Linked DNA regions of Homo sapiens: region 1 is linked to region 2. Evidence: chromatin loops called from intact Hi-C (ENCODE). Cell type or tissue: PC-3. All regions are shown on one strand. Each heading gives the region's core, and the rest is flanking DNA. Links, peaks and the distances in the headings are about the cores only.

The links. Hi-C counts contacts between places; a loop is a spot of excess contacts. Peaks named below come from ENCODE experiments on the same cell type or tissue, not always from the same donor. Only the 100,000 strongest peaks of a DNase experiment are listed, where the experiment ranks them.
Region 1: a loop joins it to region 2, with 6 times the contacts of the local background. A loop is called at or near these places in 1 of 110 quality-filtered maps.

Annotation. Positions count from the first base shown.
Region 1 is chr9:104,277,074-104,282,466 of GRCh38, forward strand. LOC105376194 (a long non-coding RNA gene) reads left to right here. Exons shown (of 4, transcript NR_135141.1): 2 at 4,100-4,193. Among named protein-coding and RNA genes, the nearest start is that of SMC2, 190 kb to the left of the region's middle. In PC-3, for the core only: no CTCF peak of the experiment used is centred there; DNase peaks (open chromatin) are centred at 2,998 and 3,288; H3K27ac peaks cover 1,567 bases.
Region 2 is chr9:104,383,810-104,389,202 of GRCh38, forward strand. No RefSeq gene overlaps it. Among named protein-coding and RNA genes, the nearest start is that of OR13F1, 120 kb to the right of the region's middle. In PC-3, for the core only: a CTCF peak has its summit at 2,853 (motif pointing left); no DNase peak of the experiment used is centred there.

The DNA.
Region 1 (5,393 bases), core at 242-5,241, 110 kb before region 2:
AGCTTTCTTCAACTGCTGGGAAGAGACCCAAGTGTGCTTCTAAAAGTGAAGGTACTTCCCAAGCAGGAAGACGCTGTAACAGTCCCACATGCCTACAGCTCCAGAAACACAGATCCCCAAGTAAACAGGAGATAAAGCAAGAAACTACATTTCCTAGAGCTAGAAGAACCAGAGCAGTTAGGCACAGAAAAACCAAATGCCATTATTCAGATATACACACCACAGAGGATGTCAGTGATGAATTGGGCAATCTGGATGATATAAGACAAATGAGTGGTCTGAGTGTGCACCCTCCTGCAGGAGGCAAATCCACGAAAAACAGCATTGGAATCTTCAGAATATTTACTGGGTCAAGAAAGAATACAAAAGAGACATACTATCAGAAACATTGGTGCAAATTGTTTTAAAAGTCAAATCAGTCTACTAAACTAACCACCAAGCTAGTTATTCATACATTCAAAGAGTATGAATATAATCTAAAAACATTACTGAAAAGATTTATCACATCGCTTTATAACTGAAAGTAAAAGCCTGGTTATTAAATTCAAAGTTGACTTTGGAGACAAATGCAAATCATTATATTGGTCATATATGTAAATATTTCTCCCTACTTTTTTTCTTATGAAATCAATTATTAAAATATTTGACTTATTTTCTGTTCCTAGATTTAACTGTAAAGATCGACTGCTCAAAGTTCCAAACACCCTGAAGATTATACTAACAATAAAAGCATAAGTTTCCTAACACAAGTTATTCATATGTTACTAAACACATGTCTTATTGTATTAGTTTGTTCTCACACTGCTATAAAGAACTGCCTGAGACTGGATAATTTATCAAGGAAAGAGGTTTAATTGACTCACAATTCAGCATGCCTGAGGAGGCCTCAGGAAGATTACAATCATGGTGGAAGGGGAAGCAAACACATCCTTCTTCACATGGCAGCAGGAGAGAAAAGTGCAGAGCAAAGGTGGGGAATGCCCCTTATAAAACCACCAGATCTCATGAGAATTCACTCACTATCATGAGAACAGCATGGGGGCACTGCCCCCATGATCTATTCACCTCCCACAAGGTCCCTCCCCCAACATGTGGGAACTACAATTTGGATTACAATTCAAGATAAAATTTGGATGGGGACACAGAGCCAGACCATATCAGTTATTTAAAAAATATTAATATCTACTGAGGTCTATTAAGTTTTAGACCTAATGCATTTTTAGTCCCTAGAAAATAAAGGCAGGGTCACTGTCTTAAGGTATAGGCATTGCCTTAAAGTATTTCACAGCCTAGTTAGCAAAGCAGATGTAAATAAATGGTAAAAATGAGCATTTATGGAATTTTTGGCACACCTTTTACGATCACCCTCTCTTAAAAACTACACCTCCACATGCCCTGACATCCAGATGCCTTTATTAGATGCCATTTTTTTTTCTTTTAGATAACTCTGATTCTCCATCTATAGTACCATGGCTCAATGATGGTGGCTACTTAAGCCAAACTAATCAGTATTTTGCCCCTCTGGCCACACAATATAGTATTTCCCTGGTATTTCTCAAACTGGTCCTGAGCAAAAGGGTCATTCTTTTTCCCTGTTAGCACATGGTGAGAAATTTAAAGTTTAGATATTAAGTTGGTGCAAAAGTAACTGCAGTTTTTGCCATTAAAAGTAACAACAAAAATTACTTTTGCATCAACCTAGTACTATCAAGAGCTGTATTTCTCAATATGAGAAAGTCAGTTTGAGGTAAGACAGGAGAAAGCTAACAGAGTAAAGTGAGACAAGTCAGGTAAAGAGAGTCTTGGAAGTAGGACGTGGATCTTCTAGAACCCGAGCTGTCATTCTATCTTTTATGTGGTTGTATTATTTTAAACCTCCTTAAGTATTGTGTCAGTACATTTCCTGTATGCCTCCTTTATTAAATCAGGATTTTATTCACTTTCAATCAAGCAAGGCACTGGGAATTGGCACAATGGAAGTCTGTTAGAGAATGAAGAGGGAGTAATAATTGTCTTGGGGAAGTTTCTGAAGACTTTTCGGAAGTCATATATGGGTATGGTCCTAAAGGGTGAGTAGGAGTTTACCAGATGAATTTAGTGGCAAGGGCTATCAAGAAAAAGGAGAGACTTGAAGAAAAGGAAGAAAAATGAAATTTTCTAGAACTGCACTTCTAGTGTAGCTGGAAAATGCTGAGAGATACGCTGAGAAGGGAAGTTGATGCCAAGTTTTAAACAGGCATAAAACCAGCTGAGTCTACAGCAGTCACAAAGCACCTAAAGTTAGCACAGGACTCAAAATTCAAATTTTTTATATTTAAACAGTATTTTATTTACTTTCTTAACTTTTGGAAAAGAATAAAGACATGTTTTCTAAAGAAATCTTAGACAACCCATGTAACAGAAATATATGTGTTCCAGTAAACTTAGTTGTAAACATTGCCATATTTCCTTTTTTTGGTATGTAACCTCTTATCAAATTAGGTGAGTTTTCTACTATCAACCATTAGCTAAACCCTTCACGGTAGAAATTCATGGAAATATATGCAAAGCCCTGAAATTAGAAAAAACAGGAAATCAATTATAGTAGTTCAGAACACCACAATTTAGCAGCAGTTTATAAAAAAGAAAGTAAAACTGTTATTGTAGTCAAAAGTATACTTATGAGCCAATAATGCTAGGCTGCATTCAAAGACGTAGAGAATTTCCCTTGGCAGAGAAAAGCAAAGTAGACATATCAAAGTCTTCAAATACACAAATGATTGTTCTCTAGGAAAGTGTATATTTCTAAATAATTTGGAGAGCAAATCTGGCTTCTTTTAAGGGTAAAGTTTCAGGAAGGTGATTCTGCTTAATCAAAGAAAGCCTTTCCTATTAGACTAGTCATATGATTCCTTTAAGAGTGGGAAAGAGGCCAATAGAGAAAAGGAATTCTCATCCCTAGAAGTGTTCATACTTGGCTGGATTCCAAAAATGTGAAAAATTTGACTGGATATTTTCTAAATTCCAGTCTATCTCAAAGATGTCAAGACTCATTAAAGAGTCAAATAAATTTTCTAATGAATCAAAAATGTCATAACCTTAAATATGGAAACAGCATTTCATGGATGGGAATTTATATTTAATGATAACACAGTAACAATAACAAATATTGAAAGTTTACTATTCGTGATATACACACACACATAAATTCTATGAGGCAGTACTTTAATCCACATTTTATCAGTGAGGAAAGCTAGTAAATGTTGTGGTTTGAACTCAAACCTACATGGCCCCAACTTGAGTAAATGATCTTAAACCACAACCTGGTACTACCTACTTTTTAGCTGTTGTTGCCATTTGTATTTATCTATCTTTCACATCCTCTGGTGAACACATTCACAAACACTATGTCATTTTACTATTACAAAAAGTGAGTAAGGTTGGTTCAATTACGCTTATCTTTTCAACAAGGAAAATGCGTTTCAAAGAGATTATATCATAACAAGCAACAGAGCTGAGAGTAAAACTGTAGTTCTAACTGCCCATGCTTTGCGTTTTTATAGCTTATTCTGGTTGACCGAGTTTTTCAAATCTAACTCAGAAATACTTACAACCTTTAAACACCTAGTCCTCTCTGCTACTGAGAGCACTTTTTCATTCAAAATCCAGAATACTAACATAATCGTACAGGATGAGGTGCCAAAGGGTCACTTCTATTAATTTATAACAATAAAAACCAATTCCTCTTTCCCAAGTTCACCCTGAATTGTCCTTTTGATGCCAATGGGTTCATCTCAGCCAGCTGGGAGTAGGCAGGTGACTGATTTTCAATACACATGGCTCAGTTCACACAATATCTTCTATGGCATGTGAGTCAGCTGAAACCTTGGAGGTCCAGGGCCAGTTTTTATCTCTGTCCTTGACTCCCTAGTGCTCTTTGGAGTGATACTCCTTGAGGTATATTTTATCTGTCTAATAAAAAGCAGGTAAAGAGAAATGAGATGTCTGAAGATACTTTAAAGTCATTGTCAGGAGTTAATATAAAAATGAATGAATTATTAATACTTATAGCTTTCCATTTTGCATCTTTTAACTAATGAGAATTTATCAATCCCCACAGATACATCTTAGAGAAGGCTTTCCACCTGTGCACAGTGGAACACTTACAGTATCCTCCTAACTTCTTTTCCTGACTCTGGGCTCTCTTTCTCCAGGTAATAATCCACACTGCTACTGTCATTCTAATTTTTTTTTTTTTTTTTTTGAGATGGATTCTCGCTCTGTCACCCAGGCTGGAATGCAGTGGCGCAATCCCGGCTCACTGCAAGCTCCGCCTCCCGGGTTCACGCCATTCTCCTGCCTCAGCCTCCTGAGTAGCTGGGACTACAGGCGCCCGCCACCACGCCTGGCTAATTTTTGCATGTTTAGTAGAGACGAGGTTTCACTGTGTTAGCCAGGATGGTCTCGATCTCCTGACCTTGTGATCCACCCGCCTCGGCCTCCCAAAGTGCTGGGATTACAGGTGTGAGCCACCACGCCCGGTTCTGTCATTGTAGTATTACACATTTATTTATGTAATTTGCCTGCCTAAAATTCTTCATTGGTTCCCTGTTGCACAGAGAATCCTTTAGCTTCAATCCATTCCTCCATCCATTTGTCCTGGTAGACAAACACACAAACACAGACATACATACATATATTTCATGCACAGGAACACACCATTATCTGCACACATCATCTCTTATCAATAAAATAGATTATAACTTCCTTGTCTTAGACAAAATGCATCTCCATCACAACACTTACTCCAGTGTCCTCCATGTTGTTGTTCAATAAACAAATTTTCTCTAATTGGTTTGGTATTGTTGAACTGTATGATATTGGATAAGCTAACTTCTCTGCAATTCAGTTCTCACCTCAGTTAAATGTAATTTGTTCAGTCCCTTTTTGAACCACTGATCTGATGTTCTGTAAAACAATGCTACTGCCTTGCATCTGAGCCTTCCTCACCATTCTCCATGCCAGTGGCTTTCACTGGGCTCATCTTTCATACTCATCTGGACTTTTTTGTCACATTATTGAGGTCTATAGTGGATTTTAAGTGATTTACTGGCCTGTAATACAATTTGGACTTAGAAACACTCTGCTAGAGGATCTCTAGATTTCTTTCCATTTTCAATATGCTATAAATGTTCGATTTTTGATTTAATTGTTAGTCACATCAAAGTGACTATTGAGCTACTGGAAGTATTTTACAACTAAGGACTGATAAGAAATTTTGTCACATTATTAAGTGCTCCAATGTAAAATTTTAGAACGTTATATAGAAATGCTGTCACGTGCAGTTTTGTCTCATTGGCATATGGTTTATTAAAGTAAACTAGAAAGTATCTGAACACAGCTTCAACAGTTTC
Region 2 (5,393 bases), core at 64-5,063:
CTGAACAGCCTGAACAATTCCAAAAAAAAAGGCTACACATATCAAACTCCTATCCAGTGCCTGAGACAGACTACCTCTCCAATCAATGCTTCAGAGAGGAATTTCTCTTCTATCCAGTGCCGAGGAGGCACCAATCTCATCCCTAACAATGATGCAGAGAGACAGACGCCCCTTCCATGATGCTGAATACGCTGTGGCCTTGGCCATCCCATGCTGCAAATGTTGTCTCCTCCTCAATCTACTTTTTGAGACCCTCTCTACCCTCCCCCATTTCTAATACATTTGAACCTTTCCATTCCAGTTCTGCCTTCATTAGGGCTACAAAAACCCTCACCCCTGGCTGGCTAGTTCTCTAAATTCACCGGCCTCTCTCCTAAAGAGTTTTATTCTGTACTGTCCACAGGTTGTGTCCCACCACAACCATTTATCAGCCATTCCCCCAGCTGCAGAAACCTGGCTCTTCTCATATTCTAGGCTGCAGACAAGCCTGCCTCCCTCCAACCACACCTGCAGGCTCTCTTACCCTTGTCCATCCCCTGATGATCTCCCTCCTTCCCCAACTAGGCAGAAATTAAACAGAACTTCAAAGTACTGCATTGCCAAGAACTACAGAGGAACCTATCACTGCCATTACAGTGCTACAGACACCTCCCCTCTCCAACCAATGTGTCAAATAGACTCAGCCTCCCCCATCCATTCATCCATTAAATAGGAGCTACTCTCTTCTTGCCATCCCCCATTCATTGCTCTAAACAGTATCTTCTGAGCATACGGTATAGGAAACACCCTGGTTTTCTCAGGGCACATTGAGACACACATTGGTTTTTTCTTTTCAAGTTGTAGATGTGAGACTTAGGAAAGATCACCAGACTAATTACATAAAAGCCATTTGCAAAATCTTCATTGCCTATTAAGAACATACTAATTCAAGGATGCCCTCAATCCAGATTCTGCTTACTGTCAACCTTATCTTTTACTTTTCCCATGGAATTCTATGTGGCCGTATTAAAGTGTACTCCAAAACACATACAAAGCTAACTGTAGCTGACAGAGTTCCTTGACTGCTCAACTTGTATTCTCTTTTTTCATTACCCTTCTGTTTCTTCCTGGCCAACAGATCTCCAGGTGTGTTTAGGTGACATTATACCCAGATCTGGAGAATGGCTCATGATTGGGCTAAGAGAGTAAGGAAACCCCATATACTTTTCCCACTGGTTGGTCCAGAGGAGGTGTAAAGCCTAGTTGTGGCCAAAAAGATGCGAGAAAAATAAGCTAGGAGGTACCTGAAAAGATTATTCTCCCTGAAAAAGAAAAACAAAAAAGAAAAGAAAAGAAATGAGATATACTAGAATACCCCTTACCACATTTTTACCCTCCAGCTCTGGATACTGTTCTGTGAGTCCCAATAGCTGGGCAGTCTATATGAGCCTCTGGAATTAATAAATGCCTTTCTGGAGATATCACATTGATTTGGCCAGTTTTTAAAATAATTTGAAACAACAATTGGTTGTAGGTAGTCAAGAGAAGATTCAATCCCAAAATAATCCTTTAGAGTTCTCTTTGGAAGAAATCAATTAGAACAAGATTGAGATGGAATTTAAGTTAAATAAATGCAGGAAACATGAGGGAGATTAGTCACTTGGGCTATTTTCCATCATAAGAGAGCCAAATGTAGCCTTAAACAAATGTGGCATTTTGTTTCTCCATCTGTAATATTTGTTTAATTTAAAAAAGAAATACTCAGGGTATCTGCATTCTAGTGTGCACTCATGCACTCTCTCTCCCTCTCTCCCACCTCCTCCCTCAATATTGCCCTTAGAATTATCTTAAAATTGGAGGAGGGGGACAGGAGGCAGTTGTCATGGCATAAAGATGCTGAAGTAAAATTAAACTTCTGAACCCATCGGAGCTATATTTGCCAAAAGTACTTGAGAAACAGAAAGATAAAAATCATGTGAAGAGATTTTTTTTTAAGAATTCAATGTAACCTCTTGCTTTCCTCAATGTTTGAGTCATCTACAGAACAAAGAAATCTAGGTCTTATCTGTGAGAGCTTTAGACCCAACTAGATTGTAATCACAGCAACCCCGGGATTTTGCATAGTTTCTTTCTACTACCCTGGTATGGCTAATAAATAAGTTCAAACAAAACAGCCCAGGAAAGCATTGAATTAAATTATACAGTACCATTTCTCCAGGTATTGAGCTAAAGAGAATGGAGCTAAAATTGCCCTGCTGTCTTGTCATTACCCTATTTCTAATTCTGTCATTTTCTTTCCAAAAATCTCACGCATTTTGCAGGTTCTCTTAGTAGATCTGTTCCATGAATGAGCAACTGGACAGTTCTCAGTCACAGTCTGGTGGTTTATTTGTGAATACACAGAAACAGCCAGAGAGAGAGGCAGGAGCAGAACTCTCACTTCTGTCATCTTGGTATTTGTAGCTGTGCTCATGTTCCAAAGCTACGAGGTTAGGGAGAAGGAGGAAAGAGAAGAGAAATTGGAATCTCCATAAAAACACTGCAATTATCTTGAACTTTCCATATGCAGACCTTTATGGACTTCTATGGTTGAAAATAAATTCTTTATTGATTTCACTGTAGTAATTTACAGCTCCAAGGTAATCAAATTGGTGGATAACTTGGAATAGTCTTAGACTTATGCAACAAGAAACAAGCACAGAAATGCATTTTCGTTAGTAATATCAATCTCAGAGTTCCTAAAGCAGATATGCCTTGTTTTTGGCAAGTATCTGCAGAGATAATCATTCCAGGTGGCACCTTCAAGACCAACAGAGAAGGATCCCTAGGAAGAGAGAAATGGAGAGTAATGTAGAGCTATTGCCATCTAGTGGCTCATAACAGAGACATCAGGTGCCTTTTCACATGAACAGAATTTTTTTCAAAGGCATAAATATTTTGTGATTTTATTTCACTGCTCTTTGCATGTATATATGGATTAAAACTCATTTAAAGAATTCATGGATGCTTATTTTTATATGAGAACAATTCCAACCTCTAGCCATGTTGAAATTTTCATTCATTTATCAAACATTTATTGAGCCTAGCCAGGCCTTGTGCTTAACACTAGGGACACAGAAATGAGCCATTCTCAGAGCTCCTGTTTCAAGTTGCAGTTCAAAAGCTATGCCCAGTTGTTCTGGAATTCATGTGTGATCCAAGTGCACCCCTGCATATTTAAAAAATTCTAAATAGACAGATGGATACACATATAAACACAAACATACATAAGTTAATACAGCACTACGTATTATGCACAGTACAAATCATTTACCAAAATACACCTTTCTACAAAGAATATAAGAAACATGAATTAAGATTATTGAAGCACTTCAATTATATTTTTAATCAAGTAAAAAATCCGTATTCAAAATCTTACTAAGTTTATTATAAATATTTTTAACATTGTAATGTGATGGACTATGTTCCATCATTTAAATGAAATCTTGGTTTAATGCTTTATGATGCAGAATTGAAGGTCTGATTCTCTTCATTGTGTTTTGATATTTGGCTTTGATGACAGTGATAGCTACAAAATACTTCTCAAGAGATCTATGGATCCAAGAGATACACCACTATCTACACTTTCTGAATCATGATATTAATTTCTTAATCCCACTGACAACATTTCTTGTTCACTTGTTAAAATTTAACAAATTCCCTCCTCCCTAATGTCGAAATCAGAATTTAAAAATATTTATTGAAGTTTTACTTGCTTTTTGATTGACAAATGAGAACTATATATGTATTGGGGATACAATGTGATGTTTTGTTATATGTATACCTTGCGGAATCAGACTTCTGGTGAATGAATCAGAAGGGATTTCATTTTAATATTTTCACTGAATGGCCTTAAAATCTGCTGAAATTCTTTATTTAGAGGATCTTAAGACAGGTTAGAGAATTCTATCTCAATTTTATTTTAATCTAAGATATGAGAAGTTTATAAGAAATGAGACATATCATCTTCGACAACGACGATGCAAACGTTTCCGAATATCCATTTTGAACATTCTTTCCCCATTGCAGGATTAAAACCAAAGCAAATAGTTACTTTCTCACTCATTGTCAGAATGTCACCTTTACCTTGAAAGGAGACAATAAGTGTCTTTATCTTTTCTGAAGATCTCTGTTAGACAGTAGTGTATTGACAGCTACTTGTCATTACAGAAAAGGTCAGGAAATTTGGAACTCTTGTCATTTAGTGTAAGAAAAATGTTATTCTTTTATTTCTTTGCCAAAAGATAACAGGAGATCTGTGCTGAACAAAACAAAAATAAAAACAACACATAAAATAGATTTATATGATGCCATCTTGTGTCAGTATTATAACATTCCAGTATTATAAATATTTTACTCTTTATGATACAAAATTCATAAATCCTGTGAGAACTGCTCTATGATGCACTGAGCATGAACGGACATGTGAGTGTGCAGCTGTCAACCCCTTTGAGTTGTGGAATTTATATTCTTCCCTCAGGATACAACTTATACCTTAAGTGACACATGGCCCAAGTGAGGAAGCCACTGCCAATCATATATATTACTAAAGCATAATTTTTAGGCTATTCTATAAAAGTGAGTATAAATAGCTGGTTTTTTGTTTTTGTTTTTGTTTTTGAGACGGAGTCTTGCTCTGTCGCCCAGGCTAGAGTGCAGTGGCCTGATCTCAGCTCACTGCAACCTCCACCTCCCAGGTTCAAACGATTCTCCCGCCTCAGCCTCCCAAGTAACTGGGATTACAGGCACCCGCCACCGCACCTGGCTAATTTTTGTATTTTTATAGAGATGAGGTTTCACCATGTTGGCCAGGCTAGTCTTGAATTCCTGACCTCGCAATCCACCTGCCTCAGCCTCCCAAAGTGCTGGGATTGGCATGAGCCACTGCGCCCGGCCATAAATAGCAGTTTTAACATTTCCTTCCCTTCATCACTTTGGAGATCTTTGGGAGGCCTTTGTGTCATTTCAGGTTTTAATGTTCTGTCCTCTGCCCTGAAAAGCAAGAACTCTCAGGAGCCTTCATATTGGTGGTAGTTCCAAAGTAGAAACTGTTGGTTATGGGGCCAGTTCTGTGTAAGTATAGTTGGGTACCCCCAAAGACCTAGATGTGTCTGCGGATAGTTGGCTGGTAGTTTGTGCGCCACAGAAGCTAATTTTAAATCTCCGTTAGCTCCCAGTAGCTTCTATACCTTCCATTGGGAGCTCACAGAGACTGGCTCAAGGGAGCACAGCCTCCTCTGGGAAGCAGCCTCCACTTAGAGAGCAGGCGTCCTCTGAGGCTGCTCCAGGCCTCTCTGGGGTGCTGTTTTAGATTCCCTCAGCCAGACTTTCCTTCATTCAGGGTATCTTAGTGTTACACACCTCATCGTGAAGAA